2 separate regions of the Homo sapiens genome follow, and region 1 is linked to region 2. Evidence: read pairs that join two places in POLR2A ChIA-PET (ENCODE). Cell type or tissue: Panc1. All regions are shown on one strand. Each heading gives the region's core, and the rest is flanking DNA. Links, peaks and the distances in the headings are about the cores only. Region 1 overlaps TANC2 (tetratricopeptide repeat, ankyrin repeat and coiled-coil containing 2). Region 2 overlaps TANC2 (tetratricopeptide repeat, ankyrin repeat and coiled-coil containing 2).

Region 1 (16,590 bases), core at 5,449-13,448, 81 kb after region 2:
GGACTGCTTGAGCTTAGGAGCTCAAGACCAGCCTGGGCAACATGGCAAAACCCCATCTCTACAAAACACTACAAAAAATTAGCTGAGCATGGTGGTGTGCACCTGTTATCTCAGTTACTAGAGAGGCTGAGGTGGGAGGATCACTTGAGCCCAGGAGGTGGGGGTTGCAGTGAGCTAAGAACACGCCACTGCACTCCACCCTGGGTAACAAAGTGAGACCCTATCTCAAAAACAAAAACCGAAACCAGATGTTATATGCAAGCTTCACGGTAATCTCAAACCAAAAAGCCAACAACAGATACACAAAAAATAAAAAGCAAGAAATTAAAACATACTGCCAGAAAAAAATCACGTTCACAACAAGGAGGGCAGGAAGGAAATAAAGAAGAACACAAAACAATGAGAAAAAAAATAACAAAATGGCAGGAGTAAGTCTTTCCTCATCAATAACAACCTTGAACGTAAATGGAATAAACTCTGCAATCAAAAGACACAGCGTGGCTGAATGGACCAAAAAAAAAAAAAAAATACCAACCAACCAACCAAACAAAAAACAAGACCCAATTATCTGTGGCCTACAAGAAACACACTTAACCTACAAAGACATATACAGACTGAAAATAATGGGATAAAAAAGATATTCCATGTAAATGGAAATAAAAAAAGAATAGGAGTAGCTATAGTTATATCAGACAAAATAGATTTCAAGACAAAAATTATAAAAAGAGACAAAGAAAGTCACTACATAATGATAAAGGGCTCAATTCAGCAAGAGGATATAACAACTGTAAATATATATGCACCCAACACTGGAGCACCCAAATACATATGCACCTAACACTGGAGCACCCAATTATTATTAGAGCTAAAGAGATAGACAGATTTGAATACAATAATAGCTGGAGACCTCAACACCCCACTGTCAGCATTGGACAGATCATCCAGACAGAAAATCAAAAGAAACATTCGACTTAATCTGCATTATAGACCAAATGGATCTAATAGATATTTACAGAACATTTCATCCAATGGCTGCAGAATAGACATTCTTCTTTTCAGCACATGGATCATTCTCAAGGGCAGACCATATGTTAGGTCACAGACCAAGTACTAAAGAATTAAAAAAAATCATATGAATTAACTTCTATGACCACAATGGAATAAAACTAGACATGAGTAACAAGAGGAACTCTGGATACTATACAAACACATGGAAATTAAACAATATGCTCCTCATGATCAGTGGGTCAATGAAGAAGTTAAGAAGGAAATTAACAGATTTCTTGAAACAAATTAAAATGGAAACAGAACTAGTATGGAACACCTATAGGATACAGTGAAAGCAGTATTAAGAGGAAAATTTACAGCAATAAGTGCCTACATAAAAAAGGTAGAGGCCAGGAGCAGTGGCTCATGCCTGTAATCCTAGCACTTTGGGAGGCCGAGGCAGGTGGATCACTTGAGGTCAGGAGTTTATGAGACCAGCCTGGCCAACATGGTGAAACCCTGCCTCTACTAAAAATACAAAAATTAGCCAGGCGTGGTGGTGGGCATTTGTAATCCCAGCTACTCCGGAGGCTAAGGCAGGAGAATCGCTTGAACCTGGGGGAAAGAGGTTGCAATGAGCTGGGATCACACCACTGCACTCCAGCCAGGGCAACAGAGTGAGACTGTCTCAAAAAAAAAAAAAAAAAAAAAAGAAAAGTCAAATAAACAACTTAATGATGCTTCTTAAAGAACAAAGTAAACAGTAAACTAAACCCAAACTTAGTAGAAGGAAAGAAATAAAGATTAGAGCAGAAATAAATGAAATTGAAACAAAAAATACAAAAGATCAATGAAATGAAAAGTTTTTTTTGGAGAAGATAAAATTGACAAACTTTTAGCCAGACTAAGAAAAAAAGAGAGAAGACCCAAATAAATTGAAATCAGAGATGAAAACGACATTACAACTGATACCACAGAAATTCAAAGGATCATTAGAGACTACTATGAGCAACTATATACCAATCAATTGGAAAACCTTGAAGAAATGGATAAATTCCTCAACATACACAACTTACCAAGACTGAACTATGAAGAAATGCAAAACTTGAATAGACAAAGTAATGAGATCAAAACCATAATAAAAAGTCTCCCAGCAAAGAAAAGCCCAGGATCCAATGGCATCACCGCTGGATTCTACCAAACATTTAAAAAAGAACTACTGCCGGCCGGGCGCGGTGGCTCACGCCTGTAATCCCAGCACTTTGGGAGGCCGAGGCAGGCGGATCACAAACAAGGTCAGGAGATCAAGACCATCCTAACATGGTGAAACCTCGTCTCTACTAAAAATACAAAAAATTAGCCGGGCGCCTGTAGTCCTAGCTGCTCGGGAGGCTGAGGCAGGAGAATGGTGTGAACCCGGGAGGTGGAGCTTGCAGTGAGCCGAGATAGTGCCACTGCACTCCAGCCTGGGGGACAGAGTGAGACTTCGTCTCAAAAATAAATAAATAAAAATAAATAAATAAATAAATAAATAAATAAATAAATAAATAAATAAAAAATAACTATTCCCAATCCTACTCAAACTATTCAAAAAAGTAGAGGAGGAGAGTATTTCCAAACTCATTCTATGATTCTAGATTACACTGATTCTAAAACCAAATGAAGACCCATGAAAACAAGAAAACCACAGGCCAATATTCCTGATGAACACTGATGCAAAAATCCTCAACAAAATACTAGCAAAACAAATTCAACAACACATTAAAAAGATCATTCACCATGACCAAGTGGGATTTAACCCAGGGATGCAAGGATGGTTCAACACACACAAATCAATCAATGTGCTACACCATATCAATAGAATGAAGGACAAAAATAATACAATCATTTCAATTCATGCTGAAAAAGCATTTGCTAAAGTTCAACATCCCTTCATGATAAAAATCCTAAAAAAACTGGGTACAGAAGGAACATACCTAAACACAATAAAAGACATATACGACAGACTCATAGCTAGTATCATACTGAATGGGGAAAAACTAAAAGCCTTTCCTCCAAGAACTAGAACAAGACAAGGATGCCCACTTTCACAACTGTTATTCAACATAGTTCTGGAAGTCCCAGCTAGAGCAATCAGACAAGAGAAAGAAATATAGGGCATCCAAACTGGAAAGGAAGAAGTCAAATTATTTTTGTTTGCAGATGATATGATCTTATATTTTAAAAAACCCAAAGATTTTACAAAAAAACAGAACTAATAAACAAATTCAGTAAAGTAGCAGGATACAAAATCAACATTCAAAACACAGTAGCATTTCTATGTGCCAACAGCCACCAAGATGAAAAAGAAATCAAGAAAGTAATCTCATTTATGATAGCCACAAATAAAATAACTAGGAATACATTTAAGTAGAATAGTGAAAGATCTCTACAACTAAAAAACAATAATGTAAGAAATTAAAGAGGACACAAAGGAAGGGAAAGACATTTCATGTTCATTGACTGGAATCAATCAATATTATTAAAATGTCCATACTACCAAAAGCAATCTACAGATTCAAAGCAATCCTATCAAAATAATAATCACATTCTTTATAGAAATAGAAAAACTAATCCTAAAATTTATATGAAACCACAAAAGACCCCAAATAGCCAAAGCCATCCCAAGCAGCAGGCACAGTGCTCATGCTTGTAATCCCAGCACTTTGGGAGACCGAGGCAGGCTGACTGCTTGAGCCCAGGAGTTTGAGACCAGCCTGCATAACATGGTGAAAACCTGTCTCTACCAAAAACAACAACAACAACAACAAAAACCCTCAAACCAAAAATTAGTTGGGTGTGGGTGGCACACACCTATAGTTCCAGCTACTCGAGGTCTGAGGTGGGAGAATCACTTGAAGTTGAGGTCCAGGGAGGTCAAAGCTGCAGTGAGCCATAATTGTGCCACTGCATTCCAGCCTGGGTGACAGAGCGAGATCCTATGTCAAAAAAACCCAAAACCAAAAATCAAATAAAAATGGATTAAAAACTTAAGTTTAAGACCCCAAACTATGAAACTGTTAAAGTAAAACACTGAAGAAATTTTTCAGAACCCTGGTCTGGGCAAAGGTTTCTTCGGTAATACCCTAAAAGGGCAGGCAGCCCAAACAAAAATGAACAAATAGGATCATATCAAGTTAAAAAGCTTTGTACAAGGGAGGAAACAATCAACAAAGTGAAGAGACAACCCACAGAATGGGAGAAAATATGTGCAAACTATCCATCTGTCAAGGGATTAATAAGCAGAATGTATAAGGAGCTCAAATAACTCTATAGGAAAAAAATCTAGTAACACAATTTTAAAATGGGCAAAAATAGACATTTCTCACAAGACATACAAATGGCAAACAGGCATATGAAAAGGTGCTAAACATCACTGACATCAGAGAAATGCAAATCAAAACTTCAGCGAGATATTATCAAATGGCTTTTATCCAAGAGACAAGCAATAATGAATGCTGGCAAAGATGTGGAGAAAAGGGAACCCTTGTTCACTGTCAGTAGGAATGTAAATTAGGTCAGCCACTATGGAAAATGGTACAGAGGTTACTCAAAAAATTGAAAATAGTACTACTATATGATCCACTGCTAGGTATATACCCCAAAGAAGGAAAATTAGTATCTGCAGTTCCATGTTTGTTGCAGCACTATTCAGGATAGCCAAGATTTGGAAGAAACCTAAGTGTCCATCAACAGAAGACTGGGTAATTGCACCACTGCACTCCAGCCTGGGCAACAGAGCGAGACTCCTTCCAAAAAAACCAAAACACAACAAAACAAAAAACAGACGACTAGGTAAAAAAAAATGTGGTACATACACACAATGAAGTACTATTCAGACATAAAAAAGAGTAAGATCCTGTCATTGCCAGCAACATGGATAGAACCAGAGGTCATTATGTTAAGTGAAATAAGCCAGGCACAGAAAGACAAACTTTGTATGTTCTCAGTCATATGTGAGAGCTAAAAATTAAAATAACTGAACTCATGGAGACAGAGAGTAGAATGATGGTTACCAGAGGCTGGGAAGGGTCGCTGGGGTGGGGGTAGTGGGGATGGTCAAAAGGTACAAAAATATAGTTTGACAGAATGAATAAGATCTAGTATTTGACAGCAAAACAGGGTGGGCTATAGTCAACAATAATTTTGTACAACAAAATGTACAATATTGTACATTTAAAAATAACTAAAAGAGAATAGTTGGAACGTTTGCAACAAAAATAATCAATGCTTGAGGTGATGGTTATGCCATTTACTCTGATGTGATTATTACATATTGTATGCCTGTATCAAAATATCTCACCCACCCTATAAATATATACATATACTATGACCCATAAAAATTAAAAAGAAAGAAGCCTAATACAGATATATTTTTAAAAAATTATACTCATCTAATATTTTAAAGATTAAACTATGAGAGATCTTATACTGTGGAGTACATATTCCAATTAAATAATAGTCATGTAATTCATTTTAATTTTTGTATCAAAAAATCTTCTGGCAAGTACTTTTAGCCACAGGTTTAGTTTCTCACGTTTAACTTCTTATATTTAAATAAAAGCTGGTGGTTTGTAAAATATCAATGTTTAGTGTGGTTTTAACAAGTTAAGCTAATCTTTACTATTGAAATACCTAGGAAGATGAACATCACTATTCTATCGCCTTGATTTATTTCACAAAACCAAGAAATATAGTAAATATGCTTTGGCATGAGCACATTTCTCAATTTCAGACAAATGACACTAGAAGAAAAAGACAAATATTGCCATCACTGAACTGAGTGAATAGTTCATTCCTTCAAAAATCCAAATAGAAGTACAATGACCTTAAAAAAAAGCAGCGATATTCAATATCAAATGCAATAGCTCTGGGGTCCTGATGTTGGGCTTAGACAGCTTTCCAATCAGTAAATGGGGAACTATGGCTTTAATCTGGGACTACAATAAAATTATGGTTGGTGTTATCTGAATCTATCATTTTCCACTGCCTTTTTTTCTTATTAATCATTGTCCCTAGTCCTCTTTTAGTTTCTCTTTGCTTCATCATTTTCAAAATTCTTCTCCTTTCAAATAGATTATTTAAAGGCATATGAGACAAATATTGGAAAGATCAGCCAGGAGACACAAACTTCTGTTAGGTGTTTCCCTTTGTTCTTCTAGTTGTACCTAGTTGTACTCTTCCTCACAGTCATTTGGATCTTTTCCATTTGTATATCATTTTCTGATAAAAAGGCTTGGTCAAACTGCGTCAAACTTATCTTTCCCTTTGCCAAAACTTTGCTTAGGCTGCACTTTCCTTGCTTTCCTAATCAATCTCCCAGTCAGAATTAATTGGTTCTCCTTCTCAGCAACCACATAAATATATACTGCTGTTTAGAATTTGTGTTATTCAGGTAGGTGTTTACATGTCTGCCTTCCTTCACTGATTGTAGTAGGTTCTTGAGAACAAGAAAGAAATGCCCAATTCATCTTTCATTACTCTACCACTTCAGAGTAAATCAGAGTGCCCTGCACATGATACTCAATGTAGAACTAAATTCCAGACTGGTCCTACTTAGATTTCATAATCCGTTTGGCACGATCCTCCTCCTCCTCACTGTTTTGCTTTCTTAATGCTTAACAGATATCACTAAAATAATATGCTTAGCTTCAACAACGTTTCTATTATCTTCCTTCAGATATTCATGATCCCCCTTTTCCTTTTTTCCATAGCATACACCACCTTCTAGCATAGTATATAAATTACTTATAAATTACCAGCCTGGGTAACATTACTTACTAACATTACTTTTCCCAGCAATAATGTAAACTACATGAGAATGGGAATCTTTGTTTTGTTTATTAATGATGATACTTAAGTGCTTTGAACAGTGCCTGGCATATAGTACCTGCTCAATAAATACTTGTCTAATGAACGAATAACCATTATTATATGCACATTTCATGTTTCAGCTACATTTAACAATGAGCAAACAACAACTTAACTTTTGTCTTACTGGGTTATTTTGAAGGAGTTGGCTATAGCAACAATGCCTTGTACATCATCATCTCATACAAACACCAATGACGGCTCTATAGGGACACATACGTTCCTACCTTATAGCGCTAGTCTTACTACGCAATTGTACTGCAAAAATTTTTGAGATAGTTCTGTCAGATTAAATTAACATTATATTGGGAAGATATTAGGTTGGAGGATTGCTTGAGCCCAGGGATCGAGACCAATCTGGGCAACACTGTGAGACCCTGCCTCATTCATTCATTCATAAATAAATAAATAAATAAATAAATACTATAATATTTAACTAACACTTTCCAGATACAAGTATAAGACATAATCAGGTGAGTTCAGATGAATGGAGAAAGCAGAAAAACAAATCTATAACAAAATTTTTATGTAAAGAGAAAAAGCTTTAAAAAGTAAATCCACAAAGTTTGTCATTTAAAAGACTTGTTTTGAGAAGGAACAGGGAAAAGAAAAAAAGAACAGCTTTTTTTTAGATTTCATCAGGTTGTAACAGCTGAGGACAACTCAGCATTTAACTGACATGCATTTTTGAAGTTAAAATAATTTAAATACACTACAAGTGGGCAGAAGAAATCTAACAGACATTTGGTATACAACATTTTAGAGATAACTCTATACTGAGTTTGGAAGACAGTTTGAATTGTTTCTTCTTATATCAGTTGCCACTAATGCAAACAGATTATAGTAGTAAAATTGTCACTCTAGCTGACTTGAGCAAGGAACCTGGAATGACACTGTATGTTTGCTCCTGCCTGGGCAAGAAGCCATTCTGCTGTCCTTATACCCTTGATACATAAAGCCAACGTTCTGACTGCTGAAAAGCCCATTTTTGATTTTTGCAAAATCTCTATTAAAAGTTTCTGATTGGGTTTGCTTAAATCCCCCTAGATTCCCGTTCTGTATTTACCTGATTCTTAAGATCCTTTTCTTAGGAAAACATGAAGCTCCAAGCATTAACATGTAGATGGCCAGAGTTTATATTTTAGCTGACTTCTGTTGTTTGTATGTTTCCTTGATAGACCTCTCATTCTCACACAAAGCACTGACGACAGCTGTTGCAAGCAAACATTTCCTGCTTCCCACATCCCTCTAATTCACTGCCAATCTCATTTTTGGACATCAAGGATGACCGTAGACTGCCTACTCTGATAATTTCTGCCATGCAACCACAAGTCCACAAGAGTCTTCTACTTCCTTCCAACACACAGGCTTAAAAACAAATATGCAATAGCAATTTACATTTTGAAAACAAAACACATTGTTAAATCTTTTTAATATTTTAGAATTTTAATTTAAAGGTGTATGAACAGCTAAGTTTATATTCAGAAAACTGAGCTACTCCAGAAAATTCCGAGCCTTAATATTGCAGACTGCCAAAACTCAACTTTAATCACTTTATCATTTGAGTTAAAAGTTTTCATGTTTTCAGCAAACAGTACTATCCTCATATGTGGAACATGGAGTGTTAATTGTTTTATCTATTTTAACTATGAACTTCACTAGTTGGAGTCTTTATGTTTTTAAAAGTATGCAGCTGAATCTATTTGACCAACGTATTAGTCAAACTTCTATTTTAATACTGTAAATAAAATACACGATTTTAAAAATTTTCACTATATATATTTCTTCCATTTATGTCATATGTAAGTTAAAAGCTTAGAAAAATATTTTTAAAAATAATTCACCATAAATATTTGCATACATGCTGACTCCATTCTCCCCACAAAAGTGTCACAAAAGCCACAAGTCATTTCTGTTCTTTTTAAAATCAAGAATCTTGGCATTATGGAACAATATATATAGTTTTATTCATTACAGTTCAATCCAGTAGCAGCCTCAAGGATTTTAAATAATCCCCTAAAAATTTCCTGGTCATGCCAGAAGATGTGGTCCTAAAAAGATGCTAAGGAGCTTAGGCAATAGAAGGTGATCCTCTTCCCAAATTGGGGAGAAATCTGTATCATGGCAAGGACCATTTAAACAATTATTAACCCAGGTTTTTAAAAGTTACTCAAATGATATTTTTCACATTATTATTCAACATCATTTGGTCTCTAAAATAAATAATTATATTAGTCACACAGAAATTAAGTTTAAAAAAGATGAGAAGTTTAAAAGTTGGATCTGAATAAGGCTTTTTATTACTGGCATTCATCATTCCCATCCCCATCCTGCCCTTGACGTTCAGATGCTTAGAACAATTTAATAAGTGTGAATATACTTTTTTTTCCTATTTCAAGCTCACTTCATATTTGAAATCCTCAATTATTCCTGTTCACCAGAGATTTAGCATCGGAGTCTCCCCAGTTTAGGGAACCACTTCTATGTACCCATTAGAAAGGAAAGGAAAGTATGTGTATCTAGAGCTAAATGAAAAGAGCAGACCCTCCTGAGACGAGAAAATTTAATTTAAAAATGGTTTAGATACGTAATCATTTAAGCTACCAGAGGTTGTGGTTTTATCAAATATTTACATACATTATACATTTAGCAGGGCAATTCCCTGTGAAAGTAATTTTATTTCTCTACGTTCTGGAAAAATTTTCAATCTACAATCTACTAAGTGTTGAAAATAACTGAGTCATTTGGTTTATAGCTTCCTTTTCTGCCTCTTTCTGAGCATCCTGAAACCATGGTTTCCAGATACAAAAAACAACCTAATACAAACTATTCCCTGACATATGACTTGCCCTGTAGGCCAAAGTAGGTCTGTTTGTATTATGTTCAACACTGACAAGAAATAATTTTCTGATGAAGTATTTTGTTCAACACAGTCAATATGTACTACTCCAGTAGCATATAATCTTGTTCTCCAGGACAGAGCTATCTGATCTCTGATGGTATATTTACCTTTTACCCTTCCTTTAAGGATGAGTGATAAGTACTGCTTAAGAATCTAAAGCACTCTGCTAGCCAGAAAGACTAACATTATGGGAAGACAATTGTGGTAAATAAAAAAATCATTCACAATTAAGGTCTAGTCTACAGATGTAACAATTAAGGTCTAGTCTACAGATGTAACAATTTAGGATGATGTAATTGTTTCTATTTTTTTTTTAACATGAGTAGGGGAAGAGGAGGGACAAGAGGGAAAAAATATTAAGTATTTCAGGAAGTATTTTCCAATACTTGAGTTAAAACAAACCCCAATGTCGTAAAGAAATCAGTTTTATAATACATGATATAAACAGTATGTTTTCTATTAAAAAGATAAAGAGGAAAGTGACATGAAAAACATGGTCTATCAGAAAAAAAATTGACAAATTGACCTCACCAAAATTTGACATTTTTATATTTCCTAATATACCAGTAAGAAAACAAAAAGACAAGCAACAGACTGAAGTATTTGCAAATACATGTCTGATGTGACTTGTATCCAGAATATACAACAAGTTCGTACAAATCCAAAGAAAATAACCCAATATGAAAATGTGCTAAAGTTTGAATAGATATTTCACTAAAGAATAAATGAATAGATAACAATACACAAAATAAGCTCAACATTAGCAGTCATTAGGAAAATGCAAATTAAAACCTCATGAGATATCATTTCACACCAGCTAAAGGTAAGACAGTAACAAAGGAGATGTAGAGAAACAGGAATCCTTGTACACTGCCGGTGGGAATGCAAAACAGTACAGCTACTTTTAGAAAAACATTTTTGCATTTCTTAAAAAGTTAAATATAAGCTTACCATAAGATTCAGCAATTCTACTCCTAGGTATCTATCTATCCAAGAGAAATGAAAACATATGTCTACCCAAACACTTGCAAACAAATGTTCACAGCAGCACTATTCACAATAGACCAAAATTGGAAACAATGTCTATCAAATGGTAAATGAATAGACATAATATGGTACAGTCATACAGTGGAATCCTACTTGAAATAAAAAGGAAGAAACTACTGATATATATACGTCATAAACCTCAAAAACATTATGCTGAGTGAAAGAAGCCAGATACAAGAGACGACATACCATATGACTCCATTTATGTGACATTTCCAGAAAATACAAATATATAGACTCTGTCAATTAGTGGTTGCCTGGGAACTGGGAGAGGGAATGGGATTAATGTTAAATAGATGCAGAAATCTTTCTGAGGTAATGAAAATGTCCTAAAGCTGATTCATGGTGAGGGTTACACAACTTGCTACATTTACTAAACATTACTGAATTGTACACTTGAAATGGGTGAATTTTATAATATATAAAATAAGACTCAATATACTTGTTTTTAAAAAAATTTTTTTAAAAATCCACACACAGACTGCTGCTTTAGAAAAAAAAACAAAAAAAAAAGTTCTGGCCAGTTTGGGTACTCATCTTAGGTTTATATACTCAATAAAATGAAACATTTTAAATAAATTATCTATTTGTTGTAGTTATTAGGTTTTATTAAGCAACACTAAAATAGATAATTCAGACAAAGATCTTGTTATGTTTCCTAGGACTGCTATTTCTATACCAAAGAAAAGAGAAAATCCTTCTGCAGAGACAACAGGCCTACATACATATAATTTTTTTTTTTTTTTTGAGACAGCGTCTCACTCTGTATCCCAGGCTGGAGTGCACTGGTGCAATCTTGGCTCACTGCAACCTCCGCCTCCCAGGTTCAAGCAATTCATGTGCCTCAGTCTCCTGAGCAGCTGGGATTACAGGTGCACGCTACCATGCACAGGTAATTTTTTTTTTTTTTTTTTGATAAGGAGTCCCGCCTTGTTGCCCAGGCTGGAGTGCAGTGGCACGATCTCAGCTCACTGCAACCTCCACCTCCCGGGTTCAAGGGATTCTCTGTGCCTCAGCCTCCCGAGTAGCTGGGATTACAGGCCCCTGCCACCACGCCCAGCTAAGTTTTTGTATTTTTAGTAGAGACGGAGTTTCACCATGTTGGCCAGGCTGGTCTTGAACTCCTGACCTCGTGATTCGTCTGCCTCAGCCTCTCAACGTGCTGGGATTACAGGTGTCAGCCACTGCACCTGGCCAATTTTTGTATTTTTAGTAGAGACGGGGTTTCACCATGTTGTTCAGGCTGGTCTCGAACTCCTGACCTCAAGTGATCCACCCACCTTGTCCTCCCAAAGTGCTGAGATTACAGGTGTAAGCCACTGTGCCCTGCCACATTTTATATATTTTAAAAACTGGTATGATTTACATATATAGAGTATATAAATCTTTGGTGTATAGCTTAATTATTTTTATACATGTGAGAGTCTTCAAAAAGTTCATTGAAATGCATCTTATGAAAAAACTATGGATGAATTTCAAAAATTTTTTGCATCAAAATAAATTCATACTAACTTATTATAAGATGTCTGAACAGGATATAGTTTGAGGCATTAAGAACAAGACATTAGTGTGAAAAAAGCCCTCATCAGAGCAACATGAATTCTGCTAAAATTGAAGCAAGGATAAACAGCAAAGTTATGGTGAAGCCTGGGTGGAAGAATAGTAAAATCACTGATTTTTACAAAACATTTATGGAGACTGTTATTAGTCCATTTTCACACTGCTAATAAAGACGTACCCTAGACTGGGTAATTTACACAGGAGAAGAGGTTTAATGTACTCACAGTTCCACATGGCTGGGGGCCTCACAATCATGGCAGAAGGCAAGGAGGAGCAAGTCACCTCTTACATGACATACTCCCCTTTATAAAACCATGAGAAATCAAGAGATTTATTCGCTATCATGAGAACAGCACAGGAAAGACCTGCCTCCATGATTCAATTACCTCCCACTGGGTCCCTCCCACAACACTTGGGAATTGTGGGAGCTATGATTCAAAATGAGTTTTGGGTGGGGACACAGCCAAATCATATCAGAGACAATACGCTAAAGAAATCGGCGGTTTACAAATGGATAACTTGTTTTAAGAAGGGATGAGACAGTGTTGAAGCCTGCAGTGGCAGACCATCCACAAAAATTCATCTTGTTTGTATCCCAATTGAAAAGGACAAATGATAACAGCACAAACAAGAGCCAACATGACAGATGTCTCAATGGGTTCTGCTTTCACAATTATGACTGAAAAATTAAAATGGGGGCAAACTTTCCACTAAATGGGTGCCAAAACCATTGTCCCCAGATCAGCTGCAGAAAAGAGAAATGCTTTCAATGAAAATTTAAAACAAAATGAGTAGGATTCGGATCCTGGAGCATTTCTTTGAAGAATGGTAATGGGATGAAACATGGCTTTACCAGTACAATCCTGAAGACAAAGCACAACCAAAGCAAGGGCTACCAAGAGGTGGAAATAGTCCAGTCACAGCAAAAGTGGACTAGTCAAGAGCAAGCATCATGGCAACAGTTTTCTGGGGTGATCAAGACATTTTGCTTGTTGACTTTCTGGAGGACCAAAAATGACCCGCCTGCTTACTATGAAAGTGTTTTGAGCAAGCCAAAGCTTGAGCAGAAAAACACCTAGGAAAGCTCCACCAGAGAATCCTTTTCCACCACAATGATACTCCTGCTCATTCCTCTCATCAAACAAAGGCAATTTTGCAAGTTTAGATGGGAAATCCATCTTACAGTCTTGATTTGGCTCTGACTTTTTTGTTTCTTAATATTAAAATCTGTAAAAGGCATGCATTTTTCTTCAGTTTATAATGTAAAAAAGACTTAATTGACATGGTTAAATTCCCAGGACACTCAGTTCTTTAGGGATGAACTAAATGGCTGGTATCATCACTTACAAAGGTGTCTTGAACTTGATGGAACTTATGTTGAGAAATAAAGTTTATATTTTTTATTTGTATCTTTTAAGTATGTTTTCCATGGACTTTTTGAAGTCTTCTCATGAGTATAAATCCATGTAACTACCATCCAGACCAAGATACAGAAAGCTCCCTTAGTCAATAATCCTACCAAAGGTAACCATTACTTTAGTTCTATAATTATAGAAGTGTGATCATTTTGTTTCTATGAACTTTATATCAATGTACATACTTTATACAGAAGGCACTCTTTTGAGTCTTCTTTTGTTCAATATCACATCTGTGAAATATATTCACGATGTTGTAACAGTAGTGTGTTCTTTTTCATTGCTGCATACAATTTATCAGTTCCACTGTTGATGGACATGTGAATGGTTTTCAGTTTTTAGATATTATGAATAAAACTGATAAAACTTTATTTTATCTGTCTTCTCATAAACAAAAGCACTCATTTCTCATGGACATTCTATTCAGAAATGGAATTGTGAGGTTTTAGATAACATGCATATATAGCTTTATATACCTTTAATACATCTTGTCAAACAACTTTACAAAATGGAGTACCAACTTATTAACATACTCCCACCATCAATGTATAATTTCAATTGCAGCATTTCCTTGTGTTGCTTGCCATTGCCATTTCTTTTAATTTTGTGGGTTTGGGTATAGCGATATCTCACTGTCAAGAATTGTGAAGAATCTGTAAACTAACAAGCTTGGATGCTGGAAAAAGATATGAAACTTTGGGTCGGAGATCAAAGACAGTTTTTTACTCAGAGCAATAGCAGTAGCCAGAGGATCAACATTGTGCCACTTTCCTGAGCCCTAATTCCCACAGGGCACCTGTACTTGTAGATGGTCGCAGTATAACAGAGGCAATCTATGCCTACAGATTAGTTTGCATTTTCTAGGATTTTATACAAATGGAATCATATAGCATATATTTTTTTAATCTGGCTTCTTTCAAATAGAATAATTATTTTGAGATTCATGTATGTTGCTGTGGTATCCATAATTCATTTCCCTCTGTAGCTGAGTAGAATTTCACTGTATGGATACACAATTGTTTATCCATTCACCTGTTGATGGGCATCTGGGATGCTCAGTTACTGGCTACTACAAATAAAACTGTGATGATTATGTATATATTTTTAAGAACATATGCTTTCATTTCTTTTGAATGAATCCCACTCATTTTTGACCTCATATCTCTCTTACATATATTATAATTAAATGCAATCATCCCTTGGTATCTGCAGGGAATTAGCTCCAGAACCCCTGGAGCTATCTGCAATAGGATACCGCAATCTGCAAATGCTCAAGTCCCTTTTAGTTGGCCATCCATATCCATGGATATGGAACCACAGATACAGAGGATCATGTATAGGTATATATGATTATATATCACATACAGATATTATAATGTTTTATATATATAGATATATTTTAAAGAATCAGAAATATTAACCTTTGGAGAGAGATATTAGGTGTAGAGAGGAGAGTGGCTTTTACTTTTCCTTCTGTATTTTTTGTTTACAATAGTATTAGCCTCACAGACACTGAGAGGAAAAGCTTATCGGGCTTTTATAGGAGTACAGGAGTCTTAGACATCTCATAAGCTCACAGTTAGCATTTTTTTGGGTAAAATAATGAATCTCAAGAGATATGTCTGTTTAAGAAGAGCAAAGTAATTCTACATTCTTTTCAATAAACTAAAAAGAAGTCAAGAGAAAATGAGAACGAATATATTAAGAGACTTCTCCACCACCAAAATGAAAATTCCTAAGTTTGGAAATGAGGGCTCTAGACTCAAGCAGGTGACCAATTTACTATTAGGCACTGTCTATGCACCACACTGATGATGAGTCTAGCTAAATGCATATTACAAAAACTTAAAACTTAAGGGTCAATTTCAGCTTTTTTGTCTCTTTCAAATCCGTTTAGTGTCTTTGCTATCTTGTATCAGTATAGCTGAGTAACAATGTCCTCTCACGGAATTTTTACACATTTCTGATGCTCTATGTAATTCATGAAGTCATGTGAAACACATCATGAAACTTTCATAAAGTCTAAAACAGTTTCTGTCCCTATGCACAGCTAACACTGTATATGACCTGTATAGCCGAGATGCATCGCCGAGGGGTGACTTGAATCCAACGCCAGGGTAAGATTTTAGAATGAACGTTGGGATTGCCCTTTTTATACAGGCTTTGTAGGCCACTACAATGTTAACTGTATAGCTTATGATCTCTGTTCCAACAACTGAACTCTGTTGTGGTAGAGCAAAGTAGCCATAAATAAATAAATGAGTGTGGTTTTGCTGCTATGAAACTTTATTTACAAAAATAGAGTGTGCCAAACTTGGCCCATGGGCCCTGGTTTGCTGACTGCTCTCTTAGAGAAACAGAAATCTCTTAAAATCTCCATTTTTTTCCCCAATACCATTACACTGCTAATTGAATAAGGGCTTCTGATTAACCACTGAAAAATATATATTGCCAGTTGTTAGCAAATAGTGATAAATGCTGTTTATACATTCCATTATTAAAGAGAACTACAGTTTATAATTTTGGAAGAAAAGAAATTGTGAGATACTAGTAAGTCCAAAACTGTTTTGTAACTGGCTCATACTACCATCTCATATAGAGCTTACTTTCTGTAAATAAGCCCCCACCCCACCTTTTTCTGGGTAATCTCTCCTATGAGAAGACTATATTCTATAGTAAGATGAAGAAAATTATCATTAGATTTACTAACTACATTGTTATTTTTGTTTAAAGCTGATATCACAGATTGGTTGGTTCATGCATATATTC
Region 2 (16,590 bases), core at 4,598-12,597:
TTCAAGATTTTTGGTACAAGATTTTCTTGTAAAAATTAATAACATTTTTGACTCCAGCAATAACTACTTAGAATTATAGTAAAAAATATGATATCCACAAAGGTATGAGGCAGAAAATTTAACTAAGAATATTAAAAATAAATAAATAAAGTTGCACCTTCTGTGGCTGCCTCTCTTTTAATTTTTAGATATTTCTTTGGCATTCCAAATATAAAGTCTTGATGCATCTGCAGAATTCAGGCAACATCTTCATTAGATTTGCACTGTGGCTCAAAATAGATTATTTACTAGACTTTTAAAGTAGTTACGTAGTAGGTATATGCACATACAATCTGTCAAAAACATCTGTTACTTCCTCCAAATTTTCTATTAATATTACGTATAACTTTCCCTCTGTATAAAAATAGAAAACAAGCCTGAAAATGTAGATTTTTTTCCCTTCAGTTTCTCATTAGTACCAGCGCGCTTGGTAAGAGATATTAGATCACTCCCTACACCTTTGAGAAAGTCATCATACATAGTCACTACTATTACAGCTCCTTGGGAATGGTTCAGGATTAGTCTACTCATAATAAATCAGCAGGTAAAACCTTTCTCCTTGGCGAATTCTTGTCTTTCAAAGTAACTTGTTTAAATTTCATTTTTTAGCTATGTCTTTCTTACATTATTTTTTTCATTTCAACTTTTCCTTCTGTTAAATTCCTAAACTTTTTCTTAAAACAATTTCATCCACAGCATATCTGATATGAGCAGAGTTGCATTATTTCTTTGGAGGAAGATAGCAAGTAAGTTTTAGGTTACTCTTGTGAGGGAAGAAAGAAAAGGGCAGGCCTGTGGGCTATATACAGAAAGAAAAGACTAGAAGTCAATACAGCCTTGTGTATAAAATCTCTTGATTTAATGCTGTATATAAAAAATGATAAAACTAGTCATAAACTTCATCAAAGGGACTGAGTGGCAGCAAAAATGTCACGCTTGCGTTGAGTCACAGGCCTTCACTCTCCATAGACCATTTTCTACTTCAAATGAAGGATCAGTGACAGAATTAAGCTAATCTCACATAAAGTGAAGGCAGCTTTGAATATCTGAAATTTGTTTGGAAATAAAATTCTAATTTCCATACTGACTGGCATTTGTATCACTTAAACTAATATTGCAGCTGTCACACGCTTACTCTCCATGTTCCTTTTCATTACTCCTTCTGTGAATGTCTTCTTCCTCACTACCACCCGATTGATTTCCTAATCAGCAAAACCCTTCCAACTCTAAAGTTTGATTTTTAATATTTTTGGGACTTGGTGGCTCACCATAAATAACAACTCTCTCTTCCTTTTCTCTTAGTCCCTCAATTCTGATTCTAATCCTCATGCTGGGACTAGATGCTAAGAATAGATCCCAGGCTAGAGTTCTGCCTCAGTAATTTTCCAGCTTGGAGCCCTACCATTTTTTTTTTTGGCAGTAGGACTTTTATTTATTTTTTAATTTTTTACTTTGAACTAACTTTAGACTTACAGAAATGTTGCAAAAGTAGTACACAGACTTTCTATTTATCCCTCATCCAGCTTCCCTTATTATTAACATCTTACATAACCATAGCAAAATTATCAAAACCAGGAAATTAACATTGGCAATACTATTACCTATAGACATTATTCAAATTTTACAGTTTTTCCACTATGTCTTTTCCTGTTCCTGGATTCTATCCAGGACCCCATACTGTATTTAGTTATTTTTCTTTAGTCTTCTGGAGTCTGTAAGAGATCCTTAGTCTTTGTCTTCTATTTCCTTGACACTTTTTTTTTTTTTTTGAGAAAGAGTCTCGCACTGTTGCCTGGGCTAGAGTGCAATGGTGCGATCTCGGCTCACTGCAACCTCCGCCTCCCAGGTTCACGTGATTCTCCTGTCTCAACCTCCTGAGTAGCTGGGATTACAGGTGCACACCACCATGCCCGGCTAATTTTTCTGTATTTTTAGTAGAGGTGGGGTTTCACTATATTGGCCAGGCTGGTCTCGAACTCCTGACCTTGTGATCTGCCCACCTCGGCCTCCCAAAGTGTTGGGATTACAGGCATGAGCCACCGTGCCCGGCCATCTTGACACTTTTGAAGGGTACTGATCAGTTATTTTGTTGAATGACTCTCATTTTGGGTTTGTCTGATGTTTTCTCATGATGTAACTGAGAATTTTTGTCAAGAATACCAGAAAAAGAGTGTTTTATCCCTCTTTGTGGATCATATCACAGGGTTCATGATAGTGATGTTTTTCTACTGGTGGTAGAGTTTGGATATTTGTCCCTGCCCAAATCTCAGACTGAAATGTAATTCCCAATGTTGGAGATGCAGCCTGGAGGGAGGTGTTTGGGTCATGGGGGCAGATCCCTCAAGGCTTGGTGCTGTCCTCACCACAGTGAGTGAGTTCTCACAAGATCTGGTCATTTAAAAGTGTGTAGCACCTCCCCAACCCACCTCCTGCTCTGCTCTGGCCATGTGATGTGCCTGCTAGCATCTCACCTTCCACCATGAATGAAAGCTCCCCAAGGCCTCCTCAGAAGCTGGACACATGCCATGCTCATACAGCCTGCAGGACTATTCAATCAAACCTCTTTTCTTTAGAAATTACCCAGTCTCATTTCTTTATAGCAATGCAAGAATGGCCTAACACAACTGGTAATGTTGCCCTTGATCACTTTGTTAAGGTTCTGCTAGGTTCTTCTACTATCATCTTTCCCTTTGTAGTTAATAAATATCTTAAGGGAGATGTTTGAGGCTATGCAAATCCTGTTTCTCCTTAAACTTTTGCCCATTAATTTTAGTATCTATCAGTGGATCTTGTCTGCAGCAGTATTTCCTGAGTGTTTGCCTAATAGTGATTTTCTATTCCCCTCTTTGTTTCTTTCTACATTTATTAATTAGAATCCTATTGGAAGAAAGAGTTCTCCCTTATCTCCCATTTATTTATTTATTATTGATTTAATAAGTATGGGCTTATTTTATCCTATTGGTTATAATTCAATACTATATTAATTTTGTTGCTCAATTTGTTCCAGCTTTAGTCACTAGGATTTCCTTCAGGTTGACTGCTGTGTTATTTCAAGAAGCCTCTATCTTTTTTTGAGCAAGTTCTTGCTTTTTGGCACCAAAAGATGTTCTAGACTTATTTTGTATTTTCCCTGCCTCTGGGATCATCTACTTCTCTAAAAAGCCTCTGTTCTTTTTATTGGAGAATGATATTAAGAAAAAAGATGTGGACACCAGTTGTGATTATTGTATTGATGTGTCATTGTTTTTGGGTTCTCACTGAACAGAGCTAAGAAATACAAGTACGTATAAAGGCATACCTTGGAGATACTGTGGGTTTTGTTCCAGGTCACCAAAATAAAACAAACAGAGCAATAAGGTGAGTCACTCAATTTTTTTGATTTCCCTGTGCATATAAAAGTTATGTTTACACTATAATCTATTAAGTGTGCAATAGCATTATGTCTAAAAACATGTACATACCCTAATTTAAAAATACTTTATTGTTAAAAATGCTAATGATCACATGAGCCTCCAGTGAATCCTCTTTTTGCTTGTGTAGGGGGGTCTTCCCTCGATGTTGATGGCTGCTGACTGATTAGGGTGGTGATTGCTGAAGGATGGGTGACTGTGGCAACTGCTTAAAATAAGACAATAAAGTTTGCTGCATTAATTGGCTCTTCCTTTCATGAAAGATTTCTCTGTAGTATGTGATACTCTTTGATAGGATTTTACCCATAGGAGAACTTCTTTCAAAGCTGGAGTTAATCCTCTCAAACCCTGGCACTACTTTATCAACGAAGTATATGTAATATTCTAAATCCCTTATTGTTATTTTTACAATGCTCACAGCATCTTTACCAAGTACAGATTCCATCTTAAGAAACCATTTTCTTTGCTCTTCCATAGGAAGCAACCCCACATCCATTCAAGTTTTATCAAGAGATGATAGCAATTCAGTCACATCTTCAGGCTCCACTTACAATTCTAGTCCTCTTATTATTTCTGCCATATCTGCAGTTACTTCCTCCACTGAAGTCTTGAACCTCTCTCAAGGTCATCCATTATGGTTAAAATTAATTTCTTCCAAACTCCTAGTAATGTTAATATTGACCTCCTATGAATCATAGATGTTCTTAATGGCATCTAGAATGGTGAATCTTTTCCAGATGAAAATCTTGAAAATCCTTTTCAATTTACTTTGCCCAGATCCATCAGAACAATCATTATCTATGGGAGTTCTAGCCTCATGAAAAGTATTTCTTAAGTTACAAGACTTAAAAGTCAAAATTACTCCTTGATCCAAGGCCTAAAGAATGTTGTGTTAGCAGACATGACAACAATAATAATCTCCTTGTATGTCACCATCAGAGCTCTTAGGTGACTAGATGTATTGTCCATGAGGAGTAGTATTTTGAAAGTTATCTTTTTTTCTGTGTAGATCTCAATAGTGGGCTTAAAATAATCAGTAAACCATGCTGTAAACAGATGTGCTATCATCCAGGTTTTGTTGCTTCATTTACAGAGCACAGGTAGAGTAGATTTAGCATCATTCTTAAGGGCCCTAGAATTTTTGGAATGGTAAATGAACATTGGCTTTAACTGAAAGTCACCAGCTACATTAGTCCCTAACAAGAGTGTCAGCCTGTCTTTTGAGGCTCTCAAGGCAGGCATTGACTTCTCTCTAGCTATGAAAGTCCTAGGTGGCACCAGCTACCCACAGAAGGCTATTCTGTCTACATTAAGAATCTATCATTGCTCTCGGGTGGCCCTGGCCAGGGAAGACAAGCTGTATGTCACTTCAACTGGCCATAGTGGTAGAAGTAGAGGCAGCGGGGCCTGTGTGACCACCTGGGTTTGTGAAATGGCTGCTGGCATTTCTAAATCCAGTGGGGCTGATTGCAAAGGAGGCCCAAGGAACAGTGCCAAGTTAGATGCTGATTACTCACTTTGAGTCCTTTATTGCAGAGTCTGTTCATTACCAACAGGGTACTGTGAATATATGCCTGTTGTTGCTAAATGAAATGAATTTGAAAAACTTACTGTAGAAAATTCACCCAATCAAGAAGTGGAATTAGTAAGGGTCAAGGAATAGCAGGGGAAGGGGAGAAGAAAAAACAGAAGAGAGGTGGAAGGGGTCAAATAAAACCAAAAAAGGAGACTGTACCATAAAAGGTTATTATAGCCAAAATTCCCAGAGCAAAGAAGAAATATGTAAAAACAGTGTGTGGCTTTGCAACTTTTGAAGTTGATCTTAAAGAAGCACAAAGATTTTTCTGCTCAAAAATTCTCCTGTGGTACCTCGGTAACAGGGGAGGATGAAATTATTCAGGAAGACTCTACAGATGGCATAATTGATATCATTCAGAAAAAACAGCCAGAGGTGGATGATGACAGCATCGAAGATCTTGAAGAAGTAAATATGTAGTTTTGAAAATACGTCTGTATTTAACGGCTGGAACTGAGAGTTGATACCGCCAAATGGAGAGAAGTCTTTTAAATATAAATAAATACACACACACACACACACACACACACACACACACAGACACACACACACACACACACTCTTATCTTACAGTAAAACTGTAGGCTTCATTCTTGGCGTTTTCACTGTTCTGTACAAGGTTGTTTGGTTTTTTATTGCCAAAGTCAAATAAATAGGAGAGATTGTCTACGTATGAAATAGAATTTAGACAAAAAATTCTGGTCATTTGCTACTGACTTTTCCCTCTCTTCTTAATTCTTTTTGAAAAACCCAGATCTTTTTGTGGGAAGCATTTCTGTTGATTATTTTACTGATCTAATGCTGAGTGATTTTTAAAAAGCATTCCAATTTGGCTTCCTCACCAGTAATACGAAGAAGAATACCTTGCTTCTTTGACATGACAGTTTAGAGATGGATGAGAATCTAATAGATTTGTGGTTGAATTTGCTTCACTGTTATCAAGTCCACTTCGTGGGCACAATAACATACTGTTGGTGGGATTTGTTCAAGCTATTCTGGAAATTATTTGGTAAAGTACACTAAAAGCCTTTAGACCATTTGCACTGTTTATACTAGTAAGCCACTTCTTTGACATCATTCTAAAGAAATAATCAGTCTTGCATAAAACTTATGAATGAAGGTATGGATCACAATGTTATTTATATATCAAAAAGTTGCAAATAATATAAACAATTAGGAAATAAATGGTTAAAGAAGTGATAATGCATCATGTGGTAGAATATTATGCATGTGTTTAAAAACCATATTTTCTAAGAATATTTGGAAACACACTTGGCAATGTCAAGTAGGGGCACACCCCAGATACATTATTATTTTTTGGGATGGAGTTTCACTCTTGTTGCCCAGGCTGGAGTGCAATGGTGTCATCTCGGCTCACTGCAACCTCTGCCTCCCGGGTTCAAGCAATTCTCCTGCCTCAGCCTCCCAAGTAGCTGGGATTACAGGCATGCGCCATCATGCCTGGCTAATTTTTGTATTTTTAGTAGAGATGGGGTTTCACCATGTTGACCAGGCTGGTCTCGAACTCCTGACCTCAGGTTATCCACCCACCTCGGCCTCTCAAAGTGCTAGGATTACAGGCAGGAGCCACCGCGCTCCGCCTACATTTTAGATATTTATTATCATCATTGTTCTCAGTGGAAGTCCATTCAGAGAGGCTAGAGGCTCTTGTTGTGGCTATAAATTATGTGAGTAAAATTCTGCTAACCAATTAAAAATAATATATACCCATGTTTAACAGTCTGGAAAACAGCAATTAAAACATATCTTTCTTATAAAAGAACGGACACTTTTAATGAATGCATTAGATGAATTATATTTTAAGTCAGGTGCTGCAAATCAAAAAGATGACTTGTATTTTAAATTGGTATGGTCACCTTTAAGAATTTGGAACCCACGAAACCATTGTTTATTGTCATGCAAATTATGATCCTGAATAAATTTTTTTTTTAAAATAAAGTCTCAGAAAATATGTAATAAAGATGTAAAGTAAAACAATGAAAAAAAAGGAAAATCTATGGTTTAAGTGTAGCCACTTTCATCAATTATCTTAGCTGGATCTTCTGGATAACTTGCTACAGCTCGTGTATCAGCACGTACTGCTTCACCTTGCACTTTTATGTTATGGAGATGGCTTCTTTCCTTAAACCTCATGAATCAACCTCTGTTACCTTCAAACTCTTTTTCTGAAGCTTCCTCACCTCTCTCAGCCTTCATAGAATTGAAGAGAGTTAGGGCCTTACTCTGGATTAGGCTTTGGCTTATAGAAAATTTTGTGGCTGGTTTGATTTTCTAACTAGACCACTAAAATTTTCTCTGTATCAGCAAAAAGCTTGTTTTGCTTTCTTACTGTTCATGTGTTCACTAAAGCAGCACTTTTAATTTCCTTCAAGAACTTTTCCCTTATACTCAAAACTTGATTACTTGCTTGGTGCAAGAGGCCTAGCTTTCAGCCTATTTTGGGTTTTTGACATGCCTTCCTCACTAAATTTAATTGTTTCTAGCTTTTGATTTAATGTGAGAGATGTGCAGTTCTTCTTTTTACTTGAACACTTGGAGGCCATTATGATGTTATTCATTGGCCTAATTTCAATATTGTGTCTCAGAGAATAGGGAGGCCCAAGGAGACAGAGATGGGGGAATGGCTGGTCAGTAGAGTCATCGGAACACATAAAACATTTATTAAATTTGCTGTCTTCATGGTATCTGAAACCAATTACAATGGTAACATCAAAGACTACTGATCGCAGATTACCATAACAAATATAGTAATAATTAAAAAGTTTGAAATATTGCAAGCATTACCAAATGTGACATGGAGACATGAAGCAAACACATGCTCTCAGAAAAATGGTGTTGACAGGCGTGCTCCAGTATGAGAGTGTCTGTTTTCCCACAGCCTTGACAACAGAATAGTTTTTAAATTGTCATGTTTTAAAATTTTTGCTAGTTGATAGGTAAAAAACTGGTATCTCAGTATTGATTTAGTTTGCATTTCTTTAGTTATGAGTTTGAACATGTTTCAAAATGTTTCAAGGCCATTTTAATCTTTTTTGTGAGTTGTCTGTTTATTTTTTTCCCATTTTTTCATCATGTTTTGGTCTTTTCCTCAATTTTAAAGAGTTCTTTAAATATAAGAGATATTAACTCTTTATCTGTAGTATATGCTATAATTTTTCTTAAAATTTTTATTGATTCATTAAAAAAATAATAAATCTATCATGCTGACATCTAAGAATATGTTTTATGAAAATAACTATTTTTCAAAGCAAACATTTCAGAAAGTGGCACTGTGTAAATTTTTGCAATAGACTCCCAAATCTGCCTCTGCATTCAGTATGCTCCAAGAAACTGTTTTGGATTCAAGTACAAGACGAAATGCCAGTCATATGTTGGAGAAGGGAAGGTGGATGTTTTTCTTTGATACTATGCTAAAAGTTGACAAGTGGTAGATTTTTAAATTATTATGTTTGATTGACTAATCATAATTGCATACATTTATGGGGTACAATGTGATGTTTTGATATATGTATATAATGTGGAATGATGAAACCAAGCTAATTGACATGTATCACCTCCCTATTGTATCATTTTTTATGGTGAAACACTTAAAAGTTAGTTATTTTGAAATATATTATTGTAGTTGCCCTGCTTTGTAACAGATCTTAAAACTTATTCTTCCTATCTATCTGAAAATTTGTACAAGGGAGAAGTTGTTGATCACCTGTGATCAACAACTTCTCCCATTCCTTCCTTCTTCACACTCCCAGTCTCTGGTAACTATCTTTCTACTGTTTACTTCTATGAGTTTAACTTTTTTAGATTCCACATATAAGAAAGATCATGCAGTATTTGTCTTTCTGTTTCTGGCTTATTTAACTTAGCATAATGTCCTTCAGTTTTATCCCTATTCTTGCAAAAGACAGGATTTCCTTCTTTTTAAAGGCTAAGTAGTATTCTATTATACAAACACACACACACAATGAATACACACACACACACACACACACACACACACATATACACATACACATACCATGTTTTAAAATTCTGTTTTTCTTCCAACTTTTATTTTAGGTTCAGAAAGTACATGGGCAGGTTTGTTAATGGGTAAATTGCTTGGGGTTTGGTGTACAGATGACTGTCACCCACAGTGAGCATAGTACCCGACAGGTAGTATCCTCACCTTCCTCCTACTTTCCACCCTCAAGTGAGCCCCAGTGTCTGTTATTCTCTTTCTTGTGTCCATGTGTACTCAATGTTTAGCTCCCATTTATTAGCAAGAACATGCAGTATTTGGTATTCTGTTCCTGTATCAATTTGCTAAGCATGATGGCCTCCGGCTGCATCCATGTTGCTGTAAAAACCAAACACCGCATGTTCTCACTCATAGGTGGGAATTGAACAATGAGAACACATGGACACAGGAAGGGGAACATCACACTCTGGAGACTGTTGTGAGGTGGGGGGAGTGGGGAGGGATAGCATTAGCAGTTATACCTAATGCTAAATGATGAGTTAATGGGTGCAGCACACCAGCATGGCACATGTATACATATGTAACTAACCTGCACATTGTGCACATGTACCCTAAAACTTAAAGTATAATAAAAAAAACCATGAATGATTTCATTCTTTTTTTTTAATGGCTGCACAGTATTCCATGGTGTATATGTACCACATTTTCTTTATCCAGGCCACCACTGATAGGCATCTAGGTTGATTCCATGGCTTTGCTATTGTGAAAAGTGCTGCGATGAACACATGGACACATGTCTTTATATTTATATATAGAACAATTTATATTTCTTTGGGTATATACCCAGTAATGGGATTGTTGGGTTCAACAGTAACTCTGTTTTAAGTTCTTTGAGAAATTTCCAAACTGCTTTTTTAAAAAAATAACACACTTAAAGAATCCATTCAGCTTGGTTCCATATCTTGGCTACTGCAAATGATGCTGCAATGAACATGGGCGTGTGGCTATCCCTTTGACATTGATTTCAGTTTCTTTGCATATATACTTGGAAGCAGGATTACTGGATCATATGATAGCTCTATTTTTAGTTTTTTGAGGAACCTCCATGCTGTTTTCCATAATGGCTGTACTAATTTACATTCCCACCAACAACGTAAAGAGTGCCCTTTTCTCCACATCCTTGCCAACACTTATCTTTCGTCTTTTTGGCAAAAGCCATTCTAATTGGTGTGAGATGATATCTCAATGTGGTTTTAATTTGCATTTCCTTAATGATTAGTTATGCTGAGCATTTTTTCATGTACCTGCTGGCCACATGTATGCCTTCTTTTGAGAAATGTCTGTTCAGGTCCTTTGCCCATTTTTTTAATCAGGTTGTTTTTTGCCATTGAATTGTCTGAGTTCCTTTTATATTTTAGATATTAACTCCTTATCAGATGTATGGTTTTCAAAGATTTTCTCCCCTTCTGTGAATTGTCTCCTCACTTTGTTAACTGTTTCCTTTGCTGTGCAAAAGGTTTTTAGTTTACATGTCATTCCATTTGTCTATTTTTCCTTTTGTTGCCTGTACTTTTGAGCTCTTTTGTCAATATTTTCTCTCAGTTTATCAGTTGTCTTTTGACTTTGTTTCTGGTATTTTTTGGTCATGCAACATTAGAAGTTTTTTTTTTGTTGTTGTTGTTGTTGTTTTTGACAGTCTCACTCTATCACCCAGGCTGGAGTGCAGTGGCATGATTGTGGCTCACTGCAGCCCATACCTCTTGGGCTCAAGCAATCCTTCCACCTCAGCACCCTGAGTAGCTGGGACTATAAGCACTTGTCATTACGCTCAGCTAATTTTTTTTTTCTTCATAGAAACAGGGTCTCACTATGTTGCCCAGGCTGGTAAAATTTTTTCACGTGGCCAAATTTGTCAATCTTTTCTTCTATTCCTCTAGCTTTAGATCCTAGAAAGCCTTTCTCTTCACCAAGGTTAAAGAGAAAGTTACTAAGTTTTCTTCCATTAGTTGCATGGTTTCATTTTTAAATATTTAGATCCTTAATCCATTTGCTTATTCTTGTGCATGGTGTGAGATATGAGTTATCTATATGGTTATTTAGTTGTCTCAGCCCATTTAATTAAAAAGTCCACCTTTATCCCAATGATCTGAAATACTGCCTTCATCATACACTAAGTGTCCACATGTCCTTGGGTCTAATTCTGAACTTTTTATTCTATTCCACTTGTCTATTCACATACTAGAAACACACCGTTTTGATTTAGGCTTTACAGTATGCCTCAATGGCTCGTAGTCAGAGCCCTGTTGTTTAATTAGCTGTAGCTGAGATCAGGATAATGTTTATCTTTGTTATAATTCTAGATCTAAACAGCTGTATCCTGTATATTGCTACTATTCAATTATACATTACTGATTACTTGAGCCAAAGGAGGTTAGGGCCGATAACAAATACAAATTTTAAAGAAAAGCGGCTAATTTATTTAGTTCATCTGGAATTCCTAGAGATGCTGATCTGGCACACATAAACAGTCTAAGTACATTCAATCTACAGTTTATGAAACTTTGTCTTAGAGGATTGGTGGAATTCCAGATTCTCAAACAAGATTCATTCCCGGAACACATGAATCTGATTCTGAATTGACCTTATAAATTGGTTGGGAACCACTATCATGTATAAGTACCCAGCTGAATACTCCAAGATTTCCTAATAGAAAACACTAACATTTTCATTCATTCACAAATATTAATTGAACTTCCATTGTATATCAGGCACTGTGCTAGGTTTTAAAGCTATAATAATGAGTAATATAGCTATGACCCCTGTCTGCCCTCCACAGTTTAGCAGGAAACAGAGGCAATTAAACAAGTAATAATAATAGTGTGATAGAAGAGAGGAAACATAGGGTGCTAGGGCAACACACAGCTGGGGCACCTTAAGGTAATTTAGGAGAGCCAGAGAAAGCTTTTTTAGAAGAAGCAATATTTAAGCTGAGACATGAAGAAGGACAAGGGGTGAACCAAGGTGTGGTAGTTTTCCAGGCAGGGGAAAAAAGTATGCAAAGGCCCTAAGGCAAGACATAGCTTTTTACTTTCAAGGAACTGAAATCAATTTTAGTGTGGCTAGCATATAAGTGAGTGGGGAATGGTGGAAGATAGGGCATGGCGAGGTTTTCCACTGGCAGTGGTTTTGCTCCCCAGGAAACATTTGGCAATTTCTGGAGACGTTTCTGGTTGTCTTAATTAGAGGTTGAGGGAGTGCTACTGGTAGCACAGAGGTCAAGGTCACTTCTTCTAAATATCCTATAGTAGACAGGACAACATCCGCCTTGCCCCTGCCCGCCCCCCGCCCCCCACCCCACACAAAGAATTATGTAGTCTAAAATAACCGGTCCTGGGAAAAGCAGAGGTCCTTTCATTACAATTTTTATGATATTTTAAGAAGGGAGTTTGGATTTCATTCAAGGGCAAGGAGGAGCTATTTGATGGCTTTAAGTAGCAAAAAACAAATGTTTTAGAAAGATTACTCAGTACAGAGAATTGACTAGAATTTCTTCATTCAAATATTTATGTGCCATGCATTGTGTAGGAGCTGGGGATATGGTGGTGAACATTTAAACACTGACCCATTCTAGTGGAAGAGGTAGAAAATAAAAACAACATAGAAATTAACAATAAACAACAAGGCTGTTTTCCCATATTCAGTGTTCCAAATGTAGATGAAATCTGGGTCTGACAGTAAAACGTCAGTGTTAATTTTTAGAGAAGAAAAGCCCTAGACAAATTTTATAAAACATCATCTATGGGGTATGTGTTGTTTAGTTTGGATCTCATTTCTACTAAATGAAAATATTTTTAAAAATAATCACTACAACACAAATAAAATCTTATTCTTCATTATTGTTTTTCATTTTCTGTGTATGTATGTGTGTGTGTGTGCATGTTTCTGGCTTACATTTCCATATTATGTTCAAAATGCTCAATATTAAAGGATTACTGAAATGACTACTTCTTTGGCTGACAGCTTTAATAGTGACTGCAACAATTTCAGGAACCATGATCATTTGACACCCCCTGGTATAGTACAGAACTTGTCTCTTGGCAAGGATGACATTTACTTTTTTTCTTACATAGATTTCCTTGGGAAAAAAAACCTTTGCTTTTTGTATCTCTGTGACACTTCCTAAAATTAGCTGTTTTCTCTAATGAACTCATTTCAGATATGTTAGCTTCTTAATCTAAGGACTGTCAGTGACAACTTGCTTAATGTGTTGGGAGATTCTAGTTGCATAAAAACCTTTTTTGAAGAAGAATTTTAGGTCAGCAAAATGACTGAAAGTACATCTTCATTATAATTTTCTTGCTGTGAAGCCACCTTAAATGATGGATGGATTTTTCGAAATAACACTAAACTAAATTCCTTCCTGTCACACTAGAGAAGCAGCTTCGTGCAGTGGTTAAGAGTATAGACTTTGCCTGCCTCAGTTTAAATCTTGACTCAGTCATGTACTAGCTTATGGTCTCAAGCAAGTTATTTAACCTCAGAGCCTCTATTTCCTCATTTGTAAAATGGGGATAACCATAGTATTCACATTACAGGGGAGGATACTGACTCTGAATCCTCACTTCGTTATTTATTAACAGTATGACTTTGAAAAAATTAATCACTGAAGTCACTGTTTCTTCATCTGTAAAATGAGATAATGATGTACCTCATAGGGTTAAGGTAAAAATGAAGAAATGATATAGCAAATATAAGGTAAATAGCACTAAGCCCATAACACACATTAAGCCTTCCATAAAGGGAGGCCAACTTCTCCTTGTCTCGTGAATTTTGTGTGTATTACCACAGGGGCACAACAGATTCAAAACCTAGAGAAATCTCTGTTGGAGTTAAATTCACATATCCAGGAAAGGCCCTGAATGAGATCTCCCTGTCCCTCTACTGTGATTATGCTTTAGAAGAAATATGTAATGTTAAGTGGAGACACGCTCGAGAGATGCCAACCTATCAAAATCTTTGCTTCAAATGGAAAGTATTTCTTCAATAAATGAAATAGTTCTAAAGTTGTGACAAAAACTCTCCAGTGTTCTCAGTTAACTAGATGCACAAGAAAGAGCAAGAATGTTATGAAATACCAATGATAATTACTGACATACAAAGAAATGACACCAAGAATATGTCAAATTGAGAGATTTTTCAAGAACACTTTAAATTTTCATGTTAGTCTACCTCATCAAAACATTAACTAATTTGAAAATCCTATTTAAAAGATAATTTCTGCTTACTGGTTTGCTATAGGTGAGCAGCAAGATTGCAGGCTTCTGCTCTATGCGTCTACAGAACACTTTTGTGTAGCTGAACTGTAACACGTAGCACAATAACTGGGATAACATTCAGTTTTAAGCTAAGTGGCTACTTCTGATACAATGTTATAAGCTGAACAGGATTCCATGTCTAGGTGCAACTAGATTAATTTATATTTTGCTTAAGGAAGACACAATCATGAAATTTAACATGTAATCATGCCTCAAATAAGTATAAACAGTAGCCACTAATTTCCTACTTATGACATGTAATGTTTTCCAAATATTGAACATGAACATCTTGGGACTTCTCTTGATGAGAGAAAGAATAAGATGTAAGAAAGTGAGGAGAATTAATTCTCTGTGATCTTAGCACTTATCATCTTCTGACATACTATATATGTATTTGTTTATTGTCTTTCTCTCATGAGAATGTGGACTGTATAACAGCAGGAATTGTGTCTGTTTTGTTCACTGATTTATCTTCAGTCCTGGACTATAGGTCCTTCAAATGTATATCTAAACTGAATAACTGAATGACTGAATAACTGAAGTGCTGGAAGCACTTTAACATCTGTGTATTTCTAAGATAGATATTAGTCTGTTCTTTTTTTTTGAGACGTAGTCTTGCTCTGTCGCCCAGGCTGGAGTGCAGTGGTGCGATCTCAGCTCACTGCAAGCTCCACCTCCCAGGTTCACGCCATTCTCCTGCCTCAGCCTCCCGAGTAGCTGGGACTACAGGCGCCCGCCACCACGCCCGGCTAATTTTTTGTATTTTTAGTAGAGACGGGGCTTCACCATGTTAGCCAGGATGGTCTCGATCTCCTGACCTTGTGGTCCGCCCGCCTCGGCCTCCCAAAGTGCTGGGATTACAGGGATTCTAACTGTTCTAAAGAAGAGGATAGAGACCGTTTACACAGGAGATATTTAGAAAAAAACAGAGATGTCTTTTAAAGCTACAATGACTTCGCAATGAATTGACGGAAATCTCAGATTTTGCAGAAGCCCATTTATAGATGAGGATGTACTACTGAGTAGGAATAATTAATAATGTATCTGGGAAAACATGCTGTTTCTGGCTTGGAGCTGGAGTGTATTTCTATGAAAAATTTGAACCTTACAATATTACAGACCATCTGTAAAACTTCCACAAAGCATAGGAATTAGAAACACCAGGTACTGTGGAAGAGAAGGGTGAAGGGACCTGAAAACACAGAATTTATATGAAGTTTATGTAAGAAGTTAGATCCCCAGATTCCCATCCCTGCCCTGCCCAGCCAGGTGACTACCTTCCCCAACACCCACAGGAAAGAGAACTAGAGAAATTAAACAAGAGAGAATCTAGACTTAGGGACACCACACATTGAGCAAGGTAGAGATCAGGTGCAGGACTGAAAACAAGGGGCTTAAATAAATGTCTGATAGTGAACAGTGAAGCTCCAGCCCTCTTTTCCTGCCCAGCTCCAAAATGCTGGCACCCAAGACATATACTCTCCAGTCAGAAGACTGGAGGATTCTTTGCTAGAGAATTTGAACAGCCCAGGAAAAAAACTTAGGAATACTGACTTTTGGGCATTTCAAAAAAAGGGCGGATCATCTTAATGTTCTATGGTCAAGCTCTCTACACACACAAGCTTCTAATCAGTTTTTTCAGTGCCTAAGTAAAGAATACATTGCGTCCATAAAACAAGAACAGGATGCTATAAAAAGAAGGAGACAGCTGGAGAAAAGGAAGAACTGTTACACATTAAAACTATGAGAGCAAAAATAAATTTTTTGTAAAAGGATTGGAAAGTAATGTTGAAGAAATCTCTCAAAGGTGGATTAAAAAACCAAAAAACAAAAGTATAGAAAACAGAAAAGTTAAGAAAATGAGAGTATCATACCAGTATAGGAAATTTAATTTTTTTTTTTTTGAGATGGAGTCTCACTCTGTTGCCCAGGCTAAAGTGCAGTGGCGCAATCTTGGCTAGCTGCAACCTCCACCTCCTGGGTTCAAGGGATTCTCCTACCTCAGCTTCCTGAGTAGCTGGGACTACAGGCACATGCTACCACACCTGGCTAATTTTTGTATTTTTTTGGAGATGGGGCTTTGCCATGTTGGTCAGGCTGGTCTCAAACTCCTGACCTCAGATGATCCACCCACCTTGGCTTCCCAAAGTGCTGGGATTATAGGCATGAGCCACTGCGCCCAGCCAGAAATCTAATTTTTTATTAATACGAGTTGTAGAAAGAGAAAATAGAGGAAATGGTGGTGAGGAAATCATCATACATAATACAAAA

Evidence for each region. Peaks named below come from ENCODE experiments on the same cell type or tissue, not always from the same donor. Only the 100,000 strongest peaks of a DNase experiment are listed, where the experiment ranks them.
Region 1: POLR2A ChIA-PET joins it to region 2 with 13 read pairs; 2 of 35 experiments call an interaction of 5 or more read pairs at or near these places.

The regions. Positions count from the first base shown.
Region 1 is chr17:63,241,013-63,257,602 of GRCh38, reverse strand. The region is part of intron 8 of TANC2 (tetratricopeptide repeat, ankyrin repeat and coiled-coil containing 2); the gene reads right to left. Among named protein-coding and RNA genes, the nearest start is that of CYB561, 200 kb to the left of the region's middle. In Panc1, for the core only: no CTCF peak of the experiment used is centred there; no DNase peak of the experiment used is centred there; H3K27ac peaks cover 580 bases.
Region 2 is chr17:63,320,831-63,337,420 of GRCh38, reverse strand. The region is part of intron 11 of TANC2 (tetratricopeptide repeat, ankyrin repeat and coiled-coil containing 2); the gene reads right to left. It also overlaps the pseudogene DENRP3. Among named protein-coding and RNA genes, the nearest start is that of CYB561, 120 kb to the left of the region's middle. In Panc1, for the core only: no CTCF peak of the experiment used is centred there; no DNase peak of the experiment used is centred there.